2 separate regions of the Homo sapiens genome follow, and region 2 is linked to region 1. Evidence: chromatin loops called from intact Hi-C (ENCODE). Cell type or tissue: dorsolateral prefrontal cortex. All regions are shown on one strand. Links, peaks and the distances in the headings refer to the core of each region. The heading gives the core; the rest is flanking DNA.

Region 1 (12,331 bases), core at 1,603-9,602:
GAAAGGAGATTTATCCTGGAAGGCAAGAGCAACAGATGGATGCCACAAGGGTCCTGAGTTCTAATCCAAGCTCTTACCCCAGCACTGCTGTAAATACAACTGTGTGCAATCGGGAAGGTGTCACCTTATCTCTGTGAGGCTTCAAGTTCCTCCTGTAAGGTCAACCGTAACCTCCCACTACCCTACAACACTGACGAAATGAAATGCCAGCAGTGTCAAGGGCAAATGAGGAATCAGAGAAGGATATATTTTAAGATCTGGTGAGGTGTGTAGAAATTGCTTTTCCTCTGTGCCTGATAGAAGATGCACAGAAGCAACCCTGGAGCTGAGAATGCAGTGCAAGGTGGTGCTGAAGAGACAGAAAAGCAAGTCTTGTCTCCTGCTCAAATGGACCGCATGCAAGAGGCATGGAAGTGATGCTTCGAATACTTACATAGTATGCCTAGTCTATTTTAAGTCCTTAACAGTTTATTTCCCCTAGTTTTCAAGAGTTTATGTTCCCAGGGCAGCAGGCATAATTTTGACCCTGTGAGGTTACAGCTATTTAAGCAGGTTTGCTTTATTATTTTTTAATTGCTTAACAATATTGTTTGTTGGTGATCTATTAAAAACCCCACAGTGTTTTATAATGGAATTTAAAATTCATGTAATTTTAAAGTGTCCACTTCAGAATGGTGTGTGTGTTTATGGGGTTCACTAACAGCTAATATTAATTAGCTGATCCTGACACTGACCTAAGCATTTAAGCTAAGCAAAATGATATATGTAAAAGGTCAGTATGTAGCAAGCCTTATCTGAATAATGTCAACCCTGGCCAAGAGGCTGTTGTCAATATTATCTGAAACTGCTGAGTTCCCAAACACACTCAGAACATTGGCCTAATATGCAAATGTGTGAATCAGGGGATTCCTCCCAAGGTGCCTTTAAATAGCAGGCCCTTTAAAGACACTGTGGTGCAGCTGAGGGTATTTTAAGATCATTAACCAATTGAAAGAGAGGTTGGGAGCAGAGAAACTTGAAGTGTTAGAAGTTTCTGCTAATCGAAGATGGTTCAGAATCAATGATTATGCATCTCTGCATCTGCCAGAGAAAGCTATAGGAAAGCATTAGACAGTGAAGAAGTTTTGCTAGGCACACACTTGGCATTGTGCTCCTGACGCTCATAGATGCAAAACTTCACACTCAACAATTTTAGAAACATATCTGTTGGGAAACTCTGAATGGGCTATTGACTATTTTCACATAATAGTATCTTTGTTGAAGGCACAGGCATTCATTAAACCAACAATTTGCCCCTGAATTTTTTTTAATGCAGTTAAGCACCAAGAATATAAACAGGAGAACTTCCAAAGAGAAGTAAAGAAAGTGTCAATATAATATCAGGGTTTTCTTCACTGTCCTTCCCTATTGTTGGCATGAATTCAAAGGCACGTGTGTCCCAGGCTATAGGGGAAAACTAGACTTTTACAGGTGGGATTCCAACAAGATGCTTCTCAAAATCACCACATTACAATCCTTAAGCTAATAAATGACATCTATTTTAAAAATGGATGACTTCTAATGGGCCTAGGTACCATTCCCATCTTGGCCTGGGCTCACAGCATATTTATATATGGAATGTTTTCTACTTCAGATATTAGACATGTATCTTTTTAAAGTTTAGCTAGGTAGATTGAGTAATCAATATATACCGTGTGTGTGTGTGTGTGTGTGTGTGTGTGTATGTGTGTGTGTGTTTGTATAGAAAGCATAGCTGAGTAGTATACACACACTCACACACACAAATAAATCAGATAGTATTTGTGGAAAATCCACTCAGGGATCAGGCTATGCTTTCCTGTGCTTTCTAATTTAATAGAACTACTATTTGATGAGTATATACCATAGCCAAAATTGCCCCCAAGCAATTTATAAATAATTAGCTCATTTAATCTTTGCAAACTTGCAATGATCACTTCCATTTTACAGACAAAGAAATTGAGGCTCAGAACTATTTTATTAACCTGCCAACTGTCCCTCAGCTAATAAATGGTGAAATTGGAATTCCAATCCAAGACCATGTAATCCATCCCAAGGCCTGTACTCATCCTACAATATACTCCCTGCCACAAACTATAATTTTAAGAAAACTTAGGAAACAATATGATAAGAGAGCATATATAATATTTTCCATGGGTCTGTTGCAGAATTTTCATCAAATTTACTCTCTAATACCATTTAGGTGTGTCTTCATTCATAAACATGTACAAATTGGGTTTGACATTCAAAGACCGTGGTCATCTAATTATTTCACTAACCACATCTCCTACCAGCAATTGAGTAAAAGTACACGTCTGCTGTTCCCCAAATACACAATCTACATTTCCACCTCTGCCACACCTGTGCTCCAGCCCAAGACATTTGCTTTGATGCCGACAACCCACCTGCCCAACCCTACACCTCCCAGGAACCAGCTCAATCCCCACCACTCCCTTGAAGCATTTCTTGAACCTAACTCTCCCTCCTCTTTCTCCCCACTCCACCCACTCACAGTTATTTCTTCCTGTAGATTCGTGCAGCTCTTCTGAAGATCAAGGTTTGCCTATTGCCTCTCTGTCTCTCGCTAGTGATTCTCTGCAACCCAAGAATAAGGCTTAACAGGGAAGGAAGTTGTTGTGACTCCATGCTTTTATTCCTCTTGACTAAGAAAAGGCAACAGTGTTTATCACAATGAGGAGCATGTCTCAGTCAAAAGCATCATTTCTGCTGCTCTGTTAACTAATGCCATCTTGGTCATGCCTCTTAAACTAAGTATTTGTTTCCTTATCTATAAATAGGGTTAATAACAGTAACTCCCTCATCAGACTATTGTTGGGGTTAAATAAAATACTTACGTAAAGCCCTTGGCATGGTATAAGTTCTCAGTAAATGTTAACTAAAAATAATTCTAGTAAAGTAAAAAAGAAAAAAAACAGTGGTTAGCTAACTCAAGAACTTTGCTGTTAATACTTTTAACCCCCATGATAATTACTGATTTAAGTGACAGGTTCTTCTTTTAATATAGCCACTAATGACAGCATCTATATGCCCTAAAGTCTTCCATTCCATGCTAGGGGATCACAGTTAGCCAATGCTTCCCACTTCTCATCAAAGCAAGAGGACTTAATAATGCAAATAAGGAATGAGCTTTATTAGATGTAGAGAAGAGCACCATAATTGAAAGACTGGCTAACTCTTCTTGGTTACCATGGACTTTAGCCTGATTCTTCACCTATCCAGGCATTTAGTAAGGACCCAATAAATGTTAAAGGACAACCCTGTTAACTATGCTGGATGAACATAGTTCCCTAATTTCCATACATAAAGGGGAAATGTATTATAGAATAAGTGATGTCATAAATATTTCCAGGTGTACATCTAAAATAGCTCCAAGAATAGGACAGGAGGTAGCCTGCACTCAACACAGGGATCCATCACCCCCTATCACGTCCTGGAGAGAGGCTGGGTGAGACATCAGCATGGCTGCCATTTCTTAATTTCCCAGTAACATGGTGAAAATAGGAAGCTATGGCTCCAAGAGATGAGGTGACTTGCCTGAGCACACATGGCTAGAAAGGGGAAAAATTAGTTGGAACCCTGGTCAGTCAGACCGAAAAGCCAATTCTCTAGTTTGGAGTAAGCACGCTATGACTCTAACTCCAACATGCTAAAGCCCATGGGCGTCTTTCAAAGAGGTATCCAGACATCTGCTGTCAGAGGTGTCAGGGGCTGCCACATCCAAGAGTGGAGTCTTCCCTACAGCCATGCATTGTATGATACTTTAAAGTTAGATGTAATTAATGCTGATTGTAATCACTGGGAGTTAATAGATTTATTATAATAGTGAGCTAAAAATGGCTTATGCTAATAAATCAATGAGAAATGAGATGGAAAGTGAAAAATCTTTGGGTAATGGAGGTGGAGGGTGTCAGGGAGGGGAGTATAGGTGCAGAAGTTTGCTAGCACATATGACAGGCCAAGGAGGTGCAGCAACGGAAGCACTCACCCATCGAACAGGTTGTCACATTCCAGGTATTTTAGGAACAAGGAGCTGAAAATATTAAGAGAATTTGGGCCCAAGGGGTTATCTATCAGCTGATCAGTATGGAAGCCTTATTAGCTGTGTAACTTTAAATAAGTGGCTTAACTTCTTTGAGCCTTGGTTTCCTATCTGGAAAACTGGGAAAATGAGCCTCCCCTCAACAGTGTCCATTTATCAGATTCTCAAAACATTTATTAGGAACCTACTATGTGCCAGACACTGTTCTAGGAACTGGGGATACAAAACAAAGCCCTTGTTTGATGGCAATAACATTCTAAGGGGAGGGCAACAGAATGTGGATAACTAAACCAATAAATATATGTCATTTGTCTAGTGGTACTGGCAGCCACAAAGGAAGGTGCAGCAGGGTAAGGGGGCAGAGAGTAATGAGGCTAATTTTATATAGGTCACAAGGGTTATAGGAGTTCAGAGATTCAAAGGGCCTGTCCCACAGTCAGTGTGTGGAGGCTCCACTTAATAGCCAAGGCCGGAGACCTCATACCTACTAAATAGAAGGGTTTGGCTACAGTGGACTTAAGAGGGTTCCTGGGACTGACAGCCGGACCATGCAAAGGGTATTTGTCAAGAACAGTCCTTGAAACCAGCAACCCAACATGCCTGTACTTCACTCTGAATTTGACAAGAGCAATCTGACCATGGATCTGATGCCCAACATACAGTGAGGCCATAGGTACGTTGGTCAGGGGTATGGGCTATGGTGGGAGACCTCCCAAGTTCTTTGGGACCTCAGCTGGGCAAGTTATTTGCCCTCGCTCTGCCTCAGTATTCCCATATCAATAATAGGGAAAATAATAGCACCTACTTGACAAAGATTCTAAGGTTGTTATGAGATTTAAATGAAGAAATATGTGTAAAATACTTAGCACAGTGCCTGGCACATAGCCAGGGCTAGATAAATATTAGTAATTAATAGAGTTGTTAAGTTCAGACATGGGTACAAATACCTTATCAAAATGAAAGGCTATACTTAATGGAACTGGTAAAAATCAGAATTTCATGTCCTTTGGCAATTTGCCTCAAGTTCTCTTCCCTGAGACCAGGCTCTGAAAAAAGGTACTGATTAATATGACACTACAGGAAGCTGATAGAAAGGTTTGCTCTCTTCTGTGCCAAGGTAGATAGAATGTGCTGGGCTGCAAATCTAAGGGGAAAATAAAGCCGATAATTCAACAAGTGGTGTTATGACTGGTTCCATCACCATGAGCATTGAGCCCAGTTCAATATAAACCAGAGGCCGTTCTGGGCAAAAAGAAATGGGAATAATAAAACCTGCCTCATTTGTTTGTACTGCCAGTTTTAGGCAATCAGTCAATCCAAAAAATATATTGAATGCCTATTGCGAGCAAACCATTAAATAATAACATTAGTAACTACCATTTGTTGGAAAGTTAATATAAGGTAGACATAGTGTTCTATATATCTACTGACCCAGTTCACAGCCACTTCCTCTACAAATTCTGATCTAAGTGTCCTCTGCTTCTGCCCACCCCGGTCCCAGCCAGAACTCCTCATTCCTGGCATTCAGCCCCACACATGAGCAATCCACATTGACCTGCAGCTGGTTATAAGCTCTTGGGTGCCCTACCAGATGAGATGCAGGCTCCTTTATAGTAGAGACATCCTAGAGTTCATGTCTTGCAAAATGAGCAACTCAACAGGCATCCCATACAATTAGACAGTTAGAATTAATTAAAGAACAGAAATAGCAAAATATGACAGCATGGCACCTCCTATTTCAGTTCTGGAGTTTCTGCAAAGCACTTGGTAGCTAACATTATGAGGGCAACCCCAGAGATGAGGCCAAAATACTCCTGGATCTCAATTTCCCCCTGGGTCAGTGGGTTATATAGAAATGCTCCTAGCTTCTGAAAATATTGATGATGATGATGATGATGATAACAATAATAATAATAGCAGCAAACATTCAACAAGTGCTTACTATGTTTCAGGCATTGTGCTCTTTGCATGTATTTTTTTTTCCAAAGTGCAAGTGATTTTTGCACTTCCATGAGAAAGGTACTCTTAATATCACCATTTTGCAGATGAGAAAACTGAGGCTGAGAGAGATGTAGATCTTTGCCCACACCAAGCAGGTAGAAATTAACAGAGCTGGGATTTCAACTCCTATGTAGCTAACCTCAGAGCCCAAACACTTCCCTGTGCTTTACAAAGCCATGAACTGGCAGAGGGAAGGGGGAGGTGTTTTGTGTGAGGGTGTGGTGCATCCAGTGAGCTTAGATTCTGGTAATGAATGCCAATCCCAGGCCCTGTGGTAGACCCCCATGGCCTCAGCCTTCTGCAGAGGAACTCGAAGCTCTTTGCCAACAGTCTCTCTTCACCCTCCCCACCTCTCTATTGGAAAGAGATTAAAGAAGATCTGTGCCACTTAAAAAATTAAACTGGGAGGAGTAGACAGATGGGGACATGTGGCATCTTAATGACCACATCCAAACAGTGCCACTGGTGAATCATTGGCAGTTCTAGGAGAAAAAGCACTTCCCAATTTTTGGACTGGACTCAAACTCAGATTCTAATAATGCAATTTCATATGAACAATCAAATAACATATTTCCTGGAAATATGAAATATATTCATTCAATGACCCTTGAAAACATCATCATCATTATAATCTTCATCATCACAGCATCTCCTTAGATTTGCATAGCGCTTCATGGAACCAAGCACTTTCACATTCACTGGCTCATTGCTTCCCTCTCCCAATCACTCTCTGACATAGATAAGGTAGGTGACAAGCCGCCCTTTCAATCGGTGATGAAACTAAGACCCAGTGAATTGCCCAAGTTCACTCAATCAACCAAACAACATGAGAACCCAGGATTTCCAGTGTATTCACCCAATACTGAGGCACCAGCCCTCTCTGGTTCCATGCTGCAAAATACCTAGACTGGGAAAGGAGGCATTTAAACGGGGCAGCCTCAAGGTTTTTAAAATCCAAAGTCAACGTTTTCCTCCCCTAGCAGCTGGAACAGACTTAGAGTTCAGGTTGTTGCCTTGATAAAGGAGAATCAGACTGAAAGGGACTTCTATCTTATCGTTCCCATTGTCACTAAGATGAGCCAACCGAAGCCACTGGCAAAGAAAAGTGCCCCGGCAGCAGGATAGTACTGCATGTAGGTTAAGGCATGACTTGTGGGCAAACTGGAGAGAAAGCAGGCAGTAGAAAGAAACAAAGGAGCATGGCAGGCCCCTGGGTTCTGCTGGTTAAGCCTCCTGGAGCTCTCAACTGAACAAATCAGTTAGGACAACGTGGGTGAAGCATTACAAGCACAGACTGTTTTCATATATATATATATATATATATATATATTTTTTTTTTAATGTAGAACCTTGATCATATGGAAGAGTTAAAGAAATATGTGTATAAAATGGAAATAGAGCAAAATTTATGTCTTTTTATAGCCAATGATTCATGCAGAGTGATGGGCTTTAAATATTAATAATAAGAAAATTTTCAGGGCATAGGTTGGAGATGAAGGGAGATGATAAAATTTCTCTATTTTTTTGTTCATGGTCCAAATGTAGAAAATTAAGTACAGTAAATATTCTACCTATGGTTAACAGTACTTATGTAGTTTATTATCTGCCTCGGGGCCTTCGTTTCACTTGGGAACAAAGACACTGCTTCAATTTGATGCTGAGATCATAATTTAGAGCTGAGAAGAAACCTGTTTCAAGAATTAAAATAATCTCACATGAATTTCAAATATGACAAAAAGACTGCATTTTCACAGAAATGTGCTGCTCACTCGTTCCCTCCTTCCACAAAGCCTTAGCATGGTTCCGCATGGTCTGAGAATCTCTGAGGCAAGATAGCCTGTCCGGAAAACCCTTTGGCACTTTCTCAGTATCTCCCCATTGGGGTGACTCCACAGAGAGTCGACAACATGTTCTTCCTGGTTGGCTTAGGGTTGTGACAAAGTCCCTTCTGATGATCAGCCTCACTTAAGCAATAATCTCATTCATATGGTATCAAGAACACAAAGAAATGTGTCGGCCGGGCGCGGTGGCTCACGCCTGTAATCCCAGCACTTTGGGAGGCCGAGACGGGCGGATCACGAGGTCAGGAGATCGAGACCATCCTCGCTAACACGGTGAAACCCCGTCTCTACTAAAAATACAAAAATTAGCCGGGCATGGTGGCGCGCGCCTGTAGTCCCAGCTACACGGGAGGCTGAGGCAGGAGAATGGCGTGAACCCGGGAGGCGGAGCTTGCAGTGAGTCGAGATCGCGCCACTGCACTCCAGCCTGGGCGACAGAGCGAAACTCCGTCTCAAAAAAAAAAAAAAAGAAAAAAAGAAAAAAAGAAATGTGTCCTGAGGGCTGGGTGCAGTGGCTCACACCTGTAATCCTGGTGCTTTGGGAGGCCGAGGTGTGCGGATCACTTGAGGTCAGGAGTTTGAGACCAGCCTGGCCAACATGGCGAAACCCCGTTTCCACTAAAAATACAAAAAATTAGCCGGGCGTGGTGGCAGGTGCCTGTAATCCCAGCTACTCAGGAGGCTGAGGTGGGAGAAACGCTGGAATCTGGGAGGTGGAGGTTGCAGTGAGCTGAGATTGTGCCACTGCACTCCAGCCTGGGAGACAGAGCGAGACTCCCTCTAAAAAGAAAAAAAAAAAAGAAAGAAATGTGTCCTGAGCAAGGGCTGTTCTTTGAGTGTCTTGGCCAATTCCAGAAGGTGGAGCAACGGGAAGCTCCTGGTGACCTTCAAGGAGAGCAAAGGTCCTTCTACATTGCTATTGACTACAACCTCAGGGGAGCATCAGGGAAATATGATCAGTGCCTTCCAGTGCCCTGCTCTGCCCCTGGGGGCTGTGAGCTGCCGGGAAAACCCTGACTCCCACTTCCAGCCACCCAGGGCTGCACCCATAGCCTCTTGCAGAACACCTTTTGAGCTGTTCCTAGTCCTTTGTCAAGCCCATTCAAAATGACTCCCAATATCTTTCTGAGGGAGGCGGATTGCCCTCATTGCTCTCTTCTGTCTTTCTCTTCCTCTGTCTCTGATGATACGCTGGGAGATGCCTGCTGCCAGTATGGGGCTGACACACCACTGACACAGTGAATCACTTGCAAAGGAAAAGGGCGGGCCAGGGACGGAGAGCCGAGCAGATGCTCAGACCCCAGAAGCCACGGGGTGACAAAGCTCGCTCTCTCTGGGTGAGATCTCACTGGCTCTGCAAGCCAATCATTCTGCCTGGCAAGGGGAAGGCAAGAGCAGATGGCAGGAAGCACAGCTTGGGGCCTTGGACTTTGACAGGGTCAGGAGCAAGTGTGTAGGAACTTGGATCGCTTTGGCCAAAGGGGAAAGAGTCCAGAGTGGCAGGTAAGCACCAGGACTACGACGTCAGACAGTTCTTGAGTTCAAATCCCACTTTCTCCATTGACTAGATGAGAGGCCTTGGGGAGGTTACTTAACGTCTCTCAGTTTTTTCACCAATCAAATGGTAATGATATGATAGCCAACCTCATAGGATTGTTTTGAGGGTTAAATGAATATGTGAAAAGTGTTTGGTATTTATTAGGTTGTTATCATAAGTGGGACTGAACATCTTTCCTCCAAAGGTCAAAGGTTAGTGCAAGTCCTAGGTCAAACAGGGGAAGTTCTGTCTGTGGGTCTCTCTCCTTTCCAGAAAGACCCCTAGTATTGGCATTTTTTAACTTCTTTTCCCAAAATTCTGGCCCAAAGCACACCTAGCACCACTACCCTCCACCATGCCCCAATGCCCGTTCCTGAGAACAGAACTATCCGGCTAACCCAGCAGAAGGACTCTTGAATGCACAGATATATCCATCCCCATCTGTTGCATCCTCCCCTAACCTGCCCACAAGCCACATGGCTGGAAGAGTCTGAAGCAGGGTCATGTTCAGGAAAGCAATTTAAGAGCTACATGTCAGATTCCAGAAATCTCAATGTCATTGCACATGGGATGATGATGATGATAATTATCATGATGATGGAGGCAGTAAAGGGAGGACCTAGTTGTCAGCCAAGTGTCCACCTTCATTCTCCTCTGAGCCAGCAGAGAAAAATGTGGTACTCTAGCTTCTTCCAGAGATTTAGATGTTCACCATCAGCAGCAAGCTAATTGCAAAGCTGCAAGAAACATGGAAAGCCCACAGAAGGTGCATGGCCCCTTTATTTCACTCACACACAAACACACACACACACACACACACACACACACAGCCCTCTGGCTACAGCCATTTAGAGCTCTCCTGGAAAAGAGAAAATCTTCCAGCAGCAATGGCAAGCAGAGGGCAGGAAAGGGGCTTGTGCCACTCCAAGAATTTGATGAGCACCCGATATCAACAGCATAAATAAGCCCTTTAATAAATTAGAGAGCTATCCATTTAAATGGATTCTGCAGTCCCTTCGGTGCCAGCTAATCTGTAATTCAGATAGATCAGCGATGGCTCTGCTGGGAGACAAGAGTCCAGAACATACAATGATTTTGTACCCCAAGCCAGGAGTTCACTTGGTAAGCAGTACACACATCCTACATGTTCATTTCATTGTTGCTCCTCTATCACCTATAAACCCCTAGTTATAGGCACACACCTGAAACAAAATGCACATTATTCCAGGCCCATATAAATATTCTCCATGCATGCTTCACTCTGCACATGCTCCACTCATATTCCACTCTGTGCACAGCTCCAAACTCTCTGGCAAGCACCCCCAGGCACCTCAATCAACACAGGACAAGGAACATGCTGCCGGGAAGTTTGCACCATTTTCCATAACACCCATCGTGTGTGCAGTGAGACCTGCTTCTACCCAGAGCTATGGTCGGGGGATAAAGAGGACACTAGGTGTTACAAGCTAAATTGTGACCCCCCCTAAAATTTATATGTTAATGTTATAACACCCAGGGCCTCAAAATGTAACTGGATTTGGAGAAAAGGTCTTTAAGGGGATAACTAGGTTAAAATGAGGTCATTAGGGCAAGCCCTAACCCAATGTCACTGGTGTCCTTCTTAGAAGAACAGGAGTTTAGGACTAGACAGACACAAAGGGAAGGCCATGTGAAGATACAATGAGAAGAGCCCAGAAGAGAGGCATTCGAAGAAACCAACCCTACCACTACCTTGAGCTTGAACTCCAGAATAGATTTCTGTTGTTAAAGCCACCGAGTCTGGAAGGTCATGGAAGCCTCCTCACGGAGGTGACATCTTAGCAGAGGCCTGGTTGCCGTGAAGGAGGGCACCCTGTGGCTGGGTGAGGTGGCTCACGCCTGTAATTTGGGTGGCCAAGGCAGGAAGATTACTTGAGGTCAGGAGTTTGAGACCAGCCTGGCCAACATGGTGAAACTCCATCTCTACTAAAAAAAATACAAAAATTAGCCAGGCATGGTGGCAGTTGCCTGTAATCCCAGCTACTTGGGAGGCTGAGGCAGGAAACTCGCTTAAACCCAGGAGGTGGAGGTCGCAGTGATCCAAGATTGCACTATTGCACTCCAGCCTGGGTGACAGAATGAGACTCCATCTCAAAAAAAAAAAAAAAAAAAAGTAGGGGGCCCTGAGACCATCTCAGGGAAGCCTGTTCTCCATGGTGGGAAGCACACGTGCAAAGTCCCCAGGGAAACAGGAGGCTGCATGGTCAAGGAACAGTGAGGGGGCTAGCGTGACTGAGGGGAAGTGACCAGTGGCAAGATAAGGGGGAGACAGGGTAGAGAGGCAGCCCCAAGCCAGGCCGTGCATGACCATGGGGACCATCCAGAAGAGCAGGCACTTTGATGGGAAGCCCTTGGAACTGAGCACGGGGGAACAGCAGGAGCTAATTGTCCCTTACATCACATGGCTCAGGCTGCTGTGTGCAGAACAGACCATGGGTTGGGGTAGAAGTGGAAGCAAGAAGCCCCAGTCACAGGCTATTTTCATCACCCAGGAAAGAAAAGAAGGAGGCATAATCCAAGTGTAAGAAGTTATTTTTGCTCAAAAAATATTTACTTTTAGCCATTGGTATCATCTTAAATTTACTATCAATATATCCCCAAATTTCAAAGTGGGTTATTTTTGCACCTTGATATCAGACAAGGGTTGTCTGATGTTTCTCTCCTCTTTCCTCTTTCCCTTTTTTTTTCAACTATTAAAATAGTCTTCACTAAGAAAAAAAAGTTGTTTTTAATTTGTTCATCTACTTCCATTTTTTCAGGTACTTCATTGATTTTTATGTTGAAATATTTAATACTTCAAAAAGAGACCCCCTTGTTGAGCGGCTTTCAAATCTG
Region 2 (12,331 bases), core at 2,386-10,385, 130 kb after region 1:
GCATCAACAGCATCCCTCCCCCAAATACGACCTCGCACCACAAGCTGGCACTCTGTGTGCCACATTCTGCTCATAGAAGTAGTTTCATTTGGCCCATGGAGTTGAAAGGTCTTGTTTTTAGTCGGCAGCATTTAAAACTTGAGTTGTTTCACGGAATCTCCAAGTCTTCTGGAAACAAGTCTGACCACACCAGGCCCCACCTCCACGTGGCATCACTCAGCTGGAACTGATGACTGGTTGCCTCTTTGGAGGGGACACGTGACCCCACCTGGTCCACCATGGGCATTTGGCTTTGTGACCCTTGTATGAATTACTATGAAAACGGAGACTTCTCAGATGTCAAAAGCTTTTTCCCTTAGGATGTTTTACAGTGAAACTCAAACCCCCAATAAAATAAACACCTGGAACATCTGGTCCAAGACCCTCCTCTGGTCCCAGCTATGCCTCCAGCTGCAAAGAACACACATCAGGAGACTCTCACCACAGAGGCTACCCTGGGGCAAGGGGCAACAGTTAATTAGGCAGCTGAAAGGGAGGTCTCAGTCCCCTGGGGCTGATACACCTGGCCCTGAACAGTGACCACAGAGCCTGTTCTTTCCAGAGAGAGAAAAGAAAGCTCCGCAGAAAGCAGAGGTGGCCATACTGATAAACAAATATTTATCAAGCACTCACTATGTGCTTGGGAAAACACAAAGAGCCTGGGGGTAAGGTCAGGATCCCCCAAAAAAGAAAAAACAACTCCTCCACCAGGATTCACTGTGATCTCTTCCCTTTCCCCACCTTCCCTACCCTCCACTTCCCACAGCTCCCCTGGATGTTCTGCCCCGGTGCATGCAATTTCTCTCCAGCCCAGCTGCCCTCCGTTACCAAATGCAAAGTGCTCAGTCAGTGAAACTTTTAAGTGGCCACAGGAAAGACTAGCCCATAGCACACCACTTCTCCACTTTCTCCCCAAAGGCAATAGACCCCTCCCCACCTGGTTCCTGCAGAGCCTCTGCTCTTTGGGAACATGCCCAAAGGGTGTCCGAGATGGCCACTATCCTTGGAGTTGACCCAGACAACAAATACCCCTCTACAGGTGCAGCAGGTTGGCACTTCCCCTAATCACTCACCCCAGGCTTCCTTTCATGCCCACTTTCTCCCCAGGAAATGGCAGTCCTCATTAAATCCCAAAGTTTATCAGCCCAGAACTCGGCTTAGAGAGGAAGCATCAACTCTTGTGATTCTATCCCCACTAGGGAAAGGGGAGAGACAGGATGAAGGAGGCACAGACAGGAACCCCCACCCATAACCACCTGACCTCTAGCTTGTCCCAAACAAAGCTGTGTGACATTACACAGGTGTTTCCACTTCTCTGAGCTTTTCCCCACTGAACCCAGATCTATTTAGACATAACACTGGCTATTAGCCATACTTTCTTTCTTCTTGCAACCCCCCCCCGCCCCCCGCCAGTCCTAACACACATACACACTCTTATGGGCCTACTTATGGTCTCAGAAGTATAGTATTCACATTACATATGAGTGGAATTCCCTATCATTTACGTTCCCATAAAATTGCAAGTTTCATCATGAAAGTGAACACACTTGGGTGTCAGGAGACTGACTCTCCCTCTCAGCCCCTGGTCCTAGATTTTTCCTTCTGACAGGAAACTTAGAGATCATCAAACCCAAAATAATCCTTTTAAGAGGCAAAATTGGAAGCCCAATAAAGTTCAAAACCTTGCCCAAGAGCCCCTGGAGGCAAAAAGCCAGGTCTAGACCTCAGGTCTCCGGTTTCACTGCCCCAAGAGTACCTGCCATGTGCCCCCAATCCCTGCAGCCCAGCTCTACTCACATATAACGCAAATGGGGGTTCTTGGCAAAGGCTCTGGGCTGAATGCTCCGAAGTCCTGAGTTCTTGATGGTCCTAGACAGAGAGAAAAAGAGGATCAGCAGAGCTCAAGTGGCAGAGGGATATCTGCTCTGGGCTGAGGCTGGCAGGGGGTGAGGCTAAGGCTGGCCCTGCAGCCGCCCTGTGGATTATCTACACCTCTTCATTGCCAGTTATCACAGGTGGCCTGCTGGGGTTGCTCAGTGGAGGCACCTGGGCTCACACGCCCCAGGGCCCCGTGAGGCTGGGAGGTCAGGGGTCATACTGGCAGCTGCCCTCCACCCATCCTGGCCAGTAGGTAAGGACCAGGGCTTCTGCTGGTCCAGTAATGGCAGGGCTGCAGCCCTCTTTGTTCCTTGTCCCTCTCCCCACTCCAGGTCCCCACAGTCACTAGTACCGACATCCAAGGGTGGAGGTAGCTGGGAAATCTCATACTCCATGGGGCTCATCAGTCAAGCATAAGGGTAGGGAAAGGACACTCACCCAGCATGCCTGGGTTCTAGGCCTGCCTTGAAACCCTACCTTCAAGATGGGAATTCACACAACCCCCTTGCCTCTCTAGACTAGGGTGAGACAAAGGGGTGTGAAGAGATGGCCTTTGAAGCCTCTGGTGTCCCCTAAGTGCATATTGCCAACTCTACCAAAAGAAGACCTGGGGGAGAAAGCACGGATGGCAGTCTTGCTGTGCCCCTCACGCCACCCCAGAAGGCAGACCAGGTGGCATCCACCCCTTCCACAGGGAAAGGCCTCTCTGTGGCCGGGTGTACTCACAGCTTTTGAAGTCCGGTGTAGAGCTCCATGTCCACGGCGTTGAGCGTGTGAAGACTGCGCCAGTTCTCTATGTGTCTGCAGGGGAGGAGGAAAGGTAACGGTCAGCCAGAAGCAACAGAAATGGGGCTGGCTTTGGAGCCACAGAGACCTGGCTTTGATCCCCGATGAGCTAATTGATTGCCAGGCCTTTTGCCAAGTCACCAAATAAATCTGAGCCTCAGTTTCTTCCTCTGCGTGGTGGGGTTCACACCGTCTGCCTGATTGGGTTGTTGCAAGAATTAACTGGATTCATTGGATCCAAGTTCCTGGCCCATGGATTGCATTGAATGTCTCCCCATCAGCTAGAAAAAGATGCTAAAGACGTGAAGTTCAATCTCCCTGCTTGTCTTCCTAACTCAGTTTTCCTCTGTTCCCCTTCTTTCTTTTTCCTATTCAGAATTTCCTAAGGACTGGCCTTTTTTTTCCCTTAGTTATTGCCCATAAAGACAATACAAATGACATGGCTTTAAAAAAGGACGGGGTGGCCGGCTGGCCAGTGGGCATAGCCAAGGAGGGACACACTCCTACTTCCAGCATCACCAGGGTCTAGACTCTGGAAGCCCCCTTTGGGTGACCCACAGCCCAATCCCTCCTGGAGCTCAAAAAACCAATGGCTTGATTTGGTGGAGCTGACTCCAGAGAGTGGGGGCCACCTAAGGATCCTGGAGCCACTAGAGTGTCATGGAAAGAATGGGAACCTGGCAGTGGAGGACACAAACCCTAGCTTCATCTGAGACTTCAGGACCCAGTGACTTTGAGCCAGTGCTTCCACCTCTCTGAGTCTCTCATGTCTTCATTTGTAAAAGAGGAGAGTTGCACTGGATCAGCAGTTTCTCCCCTTTTCATCATGAAGGTCTCCTTTTAGAACTTTGCCCCAAGAGATCCCATGTTTAAGGAGGTTTATATCTAGCAAGCACACTACATCTATTAACTACTAATTAATTCATCTTCTTGGATTTATTAATCAGCAATATAAATCACTATTAACCAGAGCTTTTTATCAACAGACACAAACCCGTGCTAACTCATCCACTGCATAAATTCCAGCCCAAAGCAAAGAAACTCAACATTCTGTCAGCATGAGAAGGCTTGTCATGGGTATGGATCTGATTTCTGGGTTTATTGTTTTTGTATTGACCAAATGCCAGAAACAAACACCCCTCATTACTGCTTTTGGGATCCCCAGGTTGAGAACCATTACACTATTAATTATCAAAGCCCTTTGCAGCTCTAAAGGTGTATGAATGTGCCCATTCATACACACCTGTGATCCCAAGAGGCACCAAAGGATCTCGGGAAAAGGCCTTCCACTGCCCACCCCATCCTCCCAGGATTTTACTCTGATCAGTGGCCATGAATTCTAAGTACTTCAATCTTAGTGAAGAGTGCAGAGAGGTGACAGCTCATCCTGGGACAGAACTAACCCAGGCACACTCTGTCCAGAAAAGTGACAGCCACCTTCCCCAGACATCTCCTCCCCAGCACCACCACACCCGTAGCTCTGCCATCTGCCACCAACTCGAGTCAGAGCCAGCAAGGCAGCAGGACTATGACTGCCAGGGCCTCTGGAAGCATTTCAGAGCCACACGGTGACAAGGTATGCTGAGAACCTGTTTTGTACCACATTCTCCCAAAGTCCCTGCTGAGCAGCCAGAGACACTGGCATCTGCTGGGGACATGGACCAGGTGGCCAGGTTGGTGTTGGATTCCAATGCCAAAGTTCTCCCTGGAAGCCTTACAGCCCCAGGGCAGTTTGGGTGGTCTGGTCTCACCATGGCAGAGAACCTGGCAACATTTCAGATGAAAAGAAAGCGCCAGAGGAGTAGAACTATCTGTGCCACCAGGTCCCCCAGTGTATTCCCCGGGTTTTGTAAATTACCAAGTAGATCACCATGATTGTACAGAATACTTCTCATTCACAGGACTCCAGCTTCCTACAAGGATCTGCTCCCAACAAGCAACTTTTATCCAATTGTTTAAATCACTGAAATCATTTTTCACAGCCCACATTAGAATTCCATAAATGTGTTGTTACGGTTGAGTTGTCAATCATTACCATGTTCTCAAGCCTTACCCTTCTCAGCCCTCATGTCCTTATGCCCACAAACGGACCCTTCCCTGACTTAGGCAAGCACTGAGATATGGCAGAGAAATGAATGAACTCCTTGCTGCAAAGAGTCCTCCGGTAAGTAGAATAATAGTCCCCACCTCCTCCGTTGAGTAGGTCTGAGTTTTCCTAAATCAGGGAATGGCATTTTTGTAGCCACAGTGCAACAGTGTGGGTAGGAGTCAGGGCTCTAAGGCAGTGGTCGTCAAGCTACAGCCCGCTGCCTGCTTTCCTGCAGCCCCAGAGCTAAAAATAGCATTTACATTTTTAAAAATCAAAAGAAGAATTATATTTTGTAACACATGAAAACTACATGAAATTCAAATTTCCATGTTCATACCTGTTCATTTACTGTCATCTATAGCTCTCTTCAAGCTACAATAACAGAGCTGAATAGTTGCTACAGAGGCCATATGGCCTGCAAAACCTGAAATATTTACTCTCTGGCCCTTTACAGAAAACAGTTGTCGACTCCTGCCCTAGGAGCTGATGGTCAAAATGCATATCCTGGCCCCACCAGTACCCCTATCTATATGACCCTGTCCAGGTTACTTCTCTGTCTGTGCCTCAGTTTTCTCATCTATTAAATGGGGATAATAAAATAACTGCCTCGTAAGAATGATGTGAAGATCAAAAGACTATGATAAAAAAGAAAACCCCTTTGCAGTGTGGGGCACATGTAAGTTCTCAGGCAGAGCTGGCTGTGCTGATTATTTTCCTCCTGTGCCTTACGGAAACTGAGCAGTCTTGTTCTCAGTTTTCAAGCTAAAAATGGTATCAGGCTTCTGCTGGAAGTTGTCATGTCTCAGCAATCATTGATAAAAACCCCATGTGGCAGAGTGTGGAGGGGAAGGAAACCTGTCATTCATGGCCTCCAGGAAAACTGTTCCAGCAGGAGTTTATACACAGGTTCAAGGAGTGCATAGATGCCACATCAGAGCAGGTTCCGAGGAAGAGCAAGAGGATGAAGATGAGGCCCTGACATTTCCGGATGGCATCAGCTGGGCACCTGCCAAGTTCTCCTATGACTCACCACTTGGTACCCAACCAGGAGGTCAGTGTTGTGACTCTGCCGGCTGGTGTGTGTGTGCTACTAGGGAGACCACCACTTTCAGTGAAAAAGGCAGGCTCTAGAAAATATTATATATATATAGTAAAAGAGCAGGTTTGGTTTGCCTTTGTCAATGGTGAGTATCTCAACCCAGAACGATTACACGTGGCTTCTCCTTTTTTGTGATTTTCTGGGCTGTACAGGTTGTTTTCATTGAGCATTTGTTTTGTCATTTGAAAATCAATCAATACTGCCTGCAAAACAGACTTTGCGAGGCTGAGGCGGGTGGATCATTCATGGTCAGGAGTTCGAGACCAGCCTGGCCAACATGGGGAAACCCTGTCTCTACTAAAAATACAAAAATTAGCCAGGTATGGTGGTGGGCGCCTGTAATCCCAACTACTCAGGAGGCTGAGGCAGGAGAATCGCTTGAATCTGGGAGGCCGAGGCTGCAGTGAGCCGAGATCACACCACTGCACTCCAGTGTGGACAACACAATGAGACACTGTCTCAAAAAAAAAAAAAAGAAAAAATCAATACCTATTAACTTCTAGAGGCAGGCCAGGCACCTAAACCCTGTGGGGGCGGTGACTGGTTTCCCTGTTCCAGGACCACAGGCTGGACCAGCTCATCCCTGCCCGGACATCTTACAAACCCACTCCCGCTGTGGAGGAAAAGAATTTATAGCAATGCCCAAGGGACTGTGCAATTCTGCAGAGTGCATGGTGATGGCCCCCACAGGAACCTGCAGCTCTGCTCTCAATCTGGGTGTCCTGGTTCAATCAGAAACAGAGAGTGGAGGGAGGAGAAAGAGGGCAAAGGGGTGGCACATCAGGTGCCCACTCCTACTTTAAATAAATTACCTCCACTTTAGTCTCATAATACATTGGTTCTCAAAGGGAGGCGATTTTGCCCCCCAGCAGACATTTGACAATATCTGGACACATTTTTGATTGTCACAGCTGGGGAAAGAGAGTAACAATGGCCTACAGTGGGTAGAGATTAGAGATGTTGCTAAACATCCTGCAATGCACAGGACAGCCCCCACCGCTAAGAATCATCAGCCCCAAATGTCCACAGCACCAGGATTGAGAAATCCTGCTTTATTATATAAAGCTTCTGCCTAAGAGGGCTATTAAAGCAAGAGTCTCATGGCTTAAAACAACATCAATTTTGAAAATGACTGCTTTGCAGCAAACACTACCAGGCTTCAGGCCAATACAAAAAAGTCTACCTCTAGGTCACTGAGTCCAGGTGAGAGGAAAAAATGGGCAAGCCACAGCTCCCAGGACCCTCTCAAGTCACAGGCATTTCTTGAGAGGAAATGAGGGGTGTGTTGGCCTGCTGGACCGTGGCCCAAGCCAGGCTACACATTCCAGATGCAACAGTGGTCTCTTCTCACCATCTCTGGCTGGAACCCACTGGCCAAGAGCCTTTTCTCTCCACTGAAAGTTCCTCTCCTGGATTTCTCATGCCTCTTCATTCCATAGAAATGTGAAATGCTCCATTCAGAAAATCAGCTCAATGCCCTGCTCCTACCCTCTCACCACTGCCCTTCCATTCCACAGAGCCACTACTCTGCCAAGAGCTAGTTGGGCACCACTTTTCCAGACGGAGGGAGACAGTGGGGCATAATACATGATGACATTGACCTCCAGAGTCAGAGTCGGGCTTAGGGCAGGAACTCAAAAACCTCAGTGATGTCAAGGTAGACCCCTGGGATCAAGATCTCATGATGCTGCCAGGTGGGCTTAGAAGGGAAATGGAGTCAGGGAATGGCCATGCAGAGTCTCTTTGGCAATTCTAAAAAATCAGTCTGAAACATACCCACTCTTAGTGACTCATAACAGCAACACCAGGTCCCAGAGACCTAGGACCACAGATAGCTGCTTCATAGCCATTTTTATAATGGGACATGGCATAAATTAAATATTAATTGATACATTCATGGGGACTACAAACATTCTTTGTGCTAGAATAAATTAGATTGCAATTCCTTTTTTTTTTTTCTTTTTTTTTGAGATGGAGTTTCACTCTTGCCACCCAGGCTGGAGTGCAATGGCTCACTGCAACCTCTGCAGTGGGGTGCAATGGCTCACTGCAACCTCTGCCTCCCAGGTTCAAGCAATTCTCCTGCCTTAGCCTCCCGAGTAGCTGGGATTACAGACATGTGCCACCACACCCAGCTAATTTTGTATTTTTAGTAGAGACAGGTTTTCACCATGTTGGCCAGGCTGGTCTCAAACTCCTTACCTCAGGTGATCCACCTGCCTCGGCCTCCCAAAGTGCTGGGATTACAGGCGTGAGCCACCATTGCCAACCAGATGGTACTTTTGTACCCCAGTTTTCTCTTCTTCCTTCTGTTTTGCTTGGGCCAGTATGATAAACGAATTGGCAATCTCCAAGCATTCCAAAATTGGATGGTACAGAATGTGTGGTCCATATTTTAATTAAAAATATGTCATGTGGATATGTTTAAGAGTTGTTTCTACCTTCAATATTTAATGTTTCATGTTTACTCCTCTCCTATGCAGAAAATTGTAGAACACAAAGACGCCCACCACCATCTAACCCCAGAGGACTAAGGTGATTGAGGAAGTCAACAGGGACAAGGCACCCTTTACCTGGCAGAACTTCCCTGGGCACTTGGCAAGACAGGAACTCGGTCGGTGGGACTTAGGAACATCCTTCCTTTCTCGACAGGTAGCAGGCCCAGTATTGCCTCATTTTTCTAAGCTTTTCCCGCTCCTCTCTGGCTGTCAGATTGCTGTTATCTTCACTGTGACTTCTCACTGCTATTAATGAGCTCTTCTTCATAACCAAATTTTCCAGACAACTAAATTTAAATGCAAAACCCTTTGCATTTTCAACTTCCCTGCTGGATGTTTCTTTTTTCCACCTAAAATGCATTACACACATCCTTGCCTTTTTAAACAGAGTAGACAGATCATGATTTACATTTTCTTGATGACCTTACATCAATACGACCAGCCTAATGAGCCTGCCAGGCTGTAGCACAGCAAAACCCTCAGAAGCTCTTGATGGATGCAGAATTTGTAGCCCTACTACAAATGGCCCTACCCTGATATGACTTCCTATTCCAACGGTTATCGCATCCATTTTAACTATTTTCTGGCTCTTTTTTTGATATTAGGCTGCAGGCCATCACCTCTTAAGCTGTCCCCAGGGCCCCTCCTCCCTCCCAAATGTGCTGTGCCCAGTATCCTCTGCAGCCTCTTGGAGCCCAATAGGTAAGAGCTGGCACCTGGAATTAGGCTGACCTGGAGATGACACGCTAGCACCGGAAGCCAGATGCCTTCAGGCCAGTTACTAGAGCTTCTCCAGCCATCAGATTTTCCATAGCAAAACTAGTTGTGGTGAGGGTTAGAGAAGGTAATGCCTAAGTCCTCAATTCACTGTGGATGCATGGCACTAGTGGAATAAATAGCTGATTCCATTTGTATTGTTAGAAATGCATGTAAAGTAAGCGTAAATAGGATCTAAGGGAATATGAAAACATTCACACACACATACATGCACATGCATACAGATAGGCAGATATTTGCCCTTGTTTTCATATGACTTTGTTTTGCTCCCCCTTTTGGATAACTGAAGTTGCCAGTTAAGTGAAGCTTTCCTGGAGGTGCAGTCACAATTCACATTTACATGGCGGTACCTAAGCGTACGACACTATCATTATGTTCAGAATACTGGCAGGAGGCAGCTGAAGCTGATGTTTCCCGTGTGTGTGTGTGTGTGTGTGTGTGTGTGTGTGTGTGTGTGTGTGTCTTAACACAGAGCCTCACTGTCACCCAGGCTGGAGTGCAGTGATCTCAGCTCACTGCAAACTCTGCCTCCCAGGTTCAAGCAATTCTCGTGCCTCAGCCTACCGAGTAGCTGGGACTATAGGCATGTGTCACCACGCCTGGCTGATTTTTGTATTTTTAGTAGAGACAGGGTTATACCATGTTGGCCAGGCTGGTTGCGAAATCCTGGCCTCAAGCAATCAGCCTGCCTAGGCCTCCGGATGTTTTTTATATGTGAGTACTCTACTCCTCCAACACAAAATTCAAAAGCTTCAAAAACAAGATTGCATACAGGTGTCCCTTCTCTCCAGCTAGTGCCTGCAGAAGCTAGTCTGGAATTCCATTTCCTAACAAGTCAGCATTGGAGCACACACACGCATGAATGCACGTGTGCACACACACGCACAATGTGCCGCGCTTTTGACTCCGAAGCCTTGTAGGGCAATGAGGAAATTGATTTGTTATCCAGGCGTATTATGTCTAGTGATCCAGACAGCAACATTAGCTTTCAATTATCTGATATGTTTAGCATCATAAACAAACCGTCTGGAGCAACAGCTCCATGGTGCTAAGGCATCAAGGGGGCTGGGAAGGAGCGCATGGGATCACGCTAGCCAAGTCACCTGGCTCTCCCTCCCTTGACAGCTGTTGTGGGGGACAGTGTGCTAGATGCCTGGGGAGCCAGACCTGAGAGCCCCAGGCAGCCAGGGGTTGGGACGGCTTGTGCCGGTGACCCCAGCATGCCAGCACGTTAGCACACAAGCCTACAAGCAGCTGTGCGCCAAGGACCACGGTGAACCAGCCCCGCATCTGGGGCCACCCCTGGGACCACAGAAAGGAACATTCAGATCATGCAGCAAACAGATGGAAGACGACAGCATCTGTGCTGGCTTCCTGATCAATTCCAAAGTATTGTGCCAGGAATGAAGAACGTTTGTGCACACACCTGTGTTCTGCAGGTGCAAAGATGCTGTGTCTCCTAACAGGAAAAGATCAAGGGCACATCTTCACTGCTACCCCACTAAGAAAAGGGCTAACTCCCAGGAGCGAGATTTCACCTGGGAGCCAGCCAGTTCACTGGGGAGTCCAGGCCATTGTGGCTGAACCCCAGCCTGTGGCCTCCTATCCTACCCCTCCCCAGCCTATCTGCTTCTATTTTTACTGCTGCTGCCTGGGCTGGCACAGGATGGCAACCCCAGCTTGCCTACACATCAATGCTCCCGGTAACCACCACCTATTCTAACCCGGAGAACAAGCATCCCCTCCTACCTGGCCTCCCTGCTTTCCCTCTTCAACAATCTACATTATTGCAACCACTCTCTCCTGCCTAAAACCCTCCAATGGCTTCCTTTGGCTATGACAATAAAATCCAGTGATGTCCAGACATCACTGGAAGCCACCCTCAAGGTCCTGCACAAGCTGGCCACCAGATGCCTCTAGGGCTCCTTCTCTGAACACACTCCCCTTGTTTTGTGGGCTCCAGTCACACTGTCCTGCTTCTGGTCTTTAAATATGCCAAGCTTATTCCCAACTGGACCTCCTACGTGAAACACTCATCCCTGGCTTCTTTCAATCCCTCAGATCTCCACTCAAAAATCACCTTCTCGGAGAAGCCTGCCCTGACCCCACTGTGTTAGCAGCCCCTGCATTTCCCCTCCAGTTGCTCTCTGGCACAAACGCCTGTTTATGTCCTTCACAGCCCTTAATAACCATCTGTAATTGTCTTATTAGATTATTTGATTATGTGTTTGTCATCAGTGTCTCTACATTAGAACCATAATGCATGAGAACAGAGATCATATCTGTCTTACTCACCATTTACTCACCCCCAGAATCTTAAATTGGGGCACCACCCCTGAGTAAGTATACACCTGGAAAGCCATCCAGGGCGGTACTATGTAGCCACCCAGCTGCCCCACCTCACTGCCAGAGGATCTCCACCCTCAGTACCTGCACGGCCCTCACCCTGGCCCCCTGAGCAGCCCAGGGCCCTGGTCTGACCCTACAGGCACCCTGAACTTGATCTCTGGGGAGAGCTGTGGCCCCGAGCACACCACTGAACATCCCACCCAGGGACAGGCATGCTGGAGGCATAACTGCAGGGCACAGCAGCAAGGGGAAGGTGATCTCAGAGGTCTCAAGGGCCCCATATCCAGAGCTCCCTCCCAGGCCCAGGTCTCAGCTTGATGTCCACTGTCAGGGTCAGCAGTGGGGAAGTAGGAGGGCCCTACACACCAAACGAAGAGGAAGCAGAAATGTCCTTGGCACCCAGGCACATCTTTTCCACCTTTCCTGTCCCTACATGACTATGGCCTTCACCAAAGCATGAGTTTTCTAAGGGCAAGGCCAGGAGGCTGTGGTTCCAGTGTTATGCAAATAGTGACCACTAGGCGAATAAATGAACGAATCCCCAAAGGGATCAATGTCAGACCTTAACCATTTAGCTATCAGCTTCCCATGTGGACTTTCTACCCGGCCTCAACCTTTCCCACCTTCTCAGGAACATATTCATTTTTTCTCTTCCTCTTCTCTACCCTCAACTGTCTCTCTGCTATGTTTTTCCATCAACATATAAACATGTTTTAGGAAAGCTCATCTACAAAAAGAAAAAAAACCTCCTTGACTCCATGTCCTCCTCCAGCTACCAACTCATGTGTCTACGCCTCTTTATGGCAAATGGTTTAA

The links. Peaks named below come from ENCODE experiments on the same cell type or tissue, not always from the same donor. Only the 100,000 strongest peaks of a DNase experiment are listed, where the experiment ranks them.
Region 2: it touches region 1 in a loop (1.9-fold over the local background); 1 of 110 quality-filtered maps calls a loop at or near these places.

Annotation. Positions count from the first base shown.
Region 1 is chr15:88,048,795-88,061,125 of GRCh38, forward strand. All of the region lies in intron 13 of NTRK3 (neurotrophic receptor tyrosine kinase 3), which reads right to left. Among named protein-coding and RNA genes, the nearest start is that of MIR11181, 110 kb to the left of the region's middle. In dorsolateral prefrontal cortex, for the core only: no CTCF peak of the experiment used is centred there; no DNase peak of the experiment used is centred there.
Region 2 is chr15:88,181,582-88,193,912 of GRCh38, forward strand. It overlaps NTRK3 (neurotrophic receptor tyrosine kinase 3), which reads right to left. Exons shown (of 20, transcript NM_001012338.3): 4 at 2,644-2,718; 5 at 1,837-1,908. Among named protein-coding and RNA genes, the nearest start is that of NTRK3-AS1, 65 kb to the right of the region's middle. In dorsolateral prefrontal cortex, for the core only: no CTCF peak of the experiment used is centred there; a DNase peak (open chromatin) is centred at 5,800.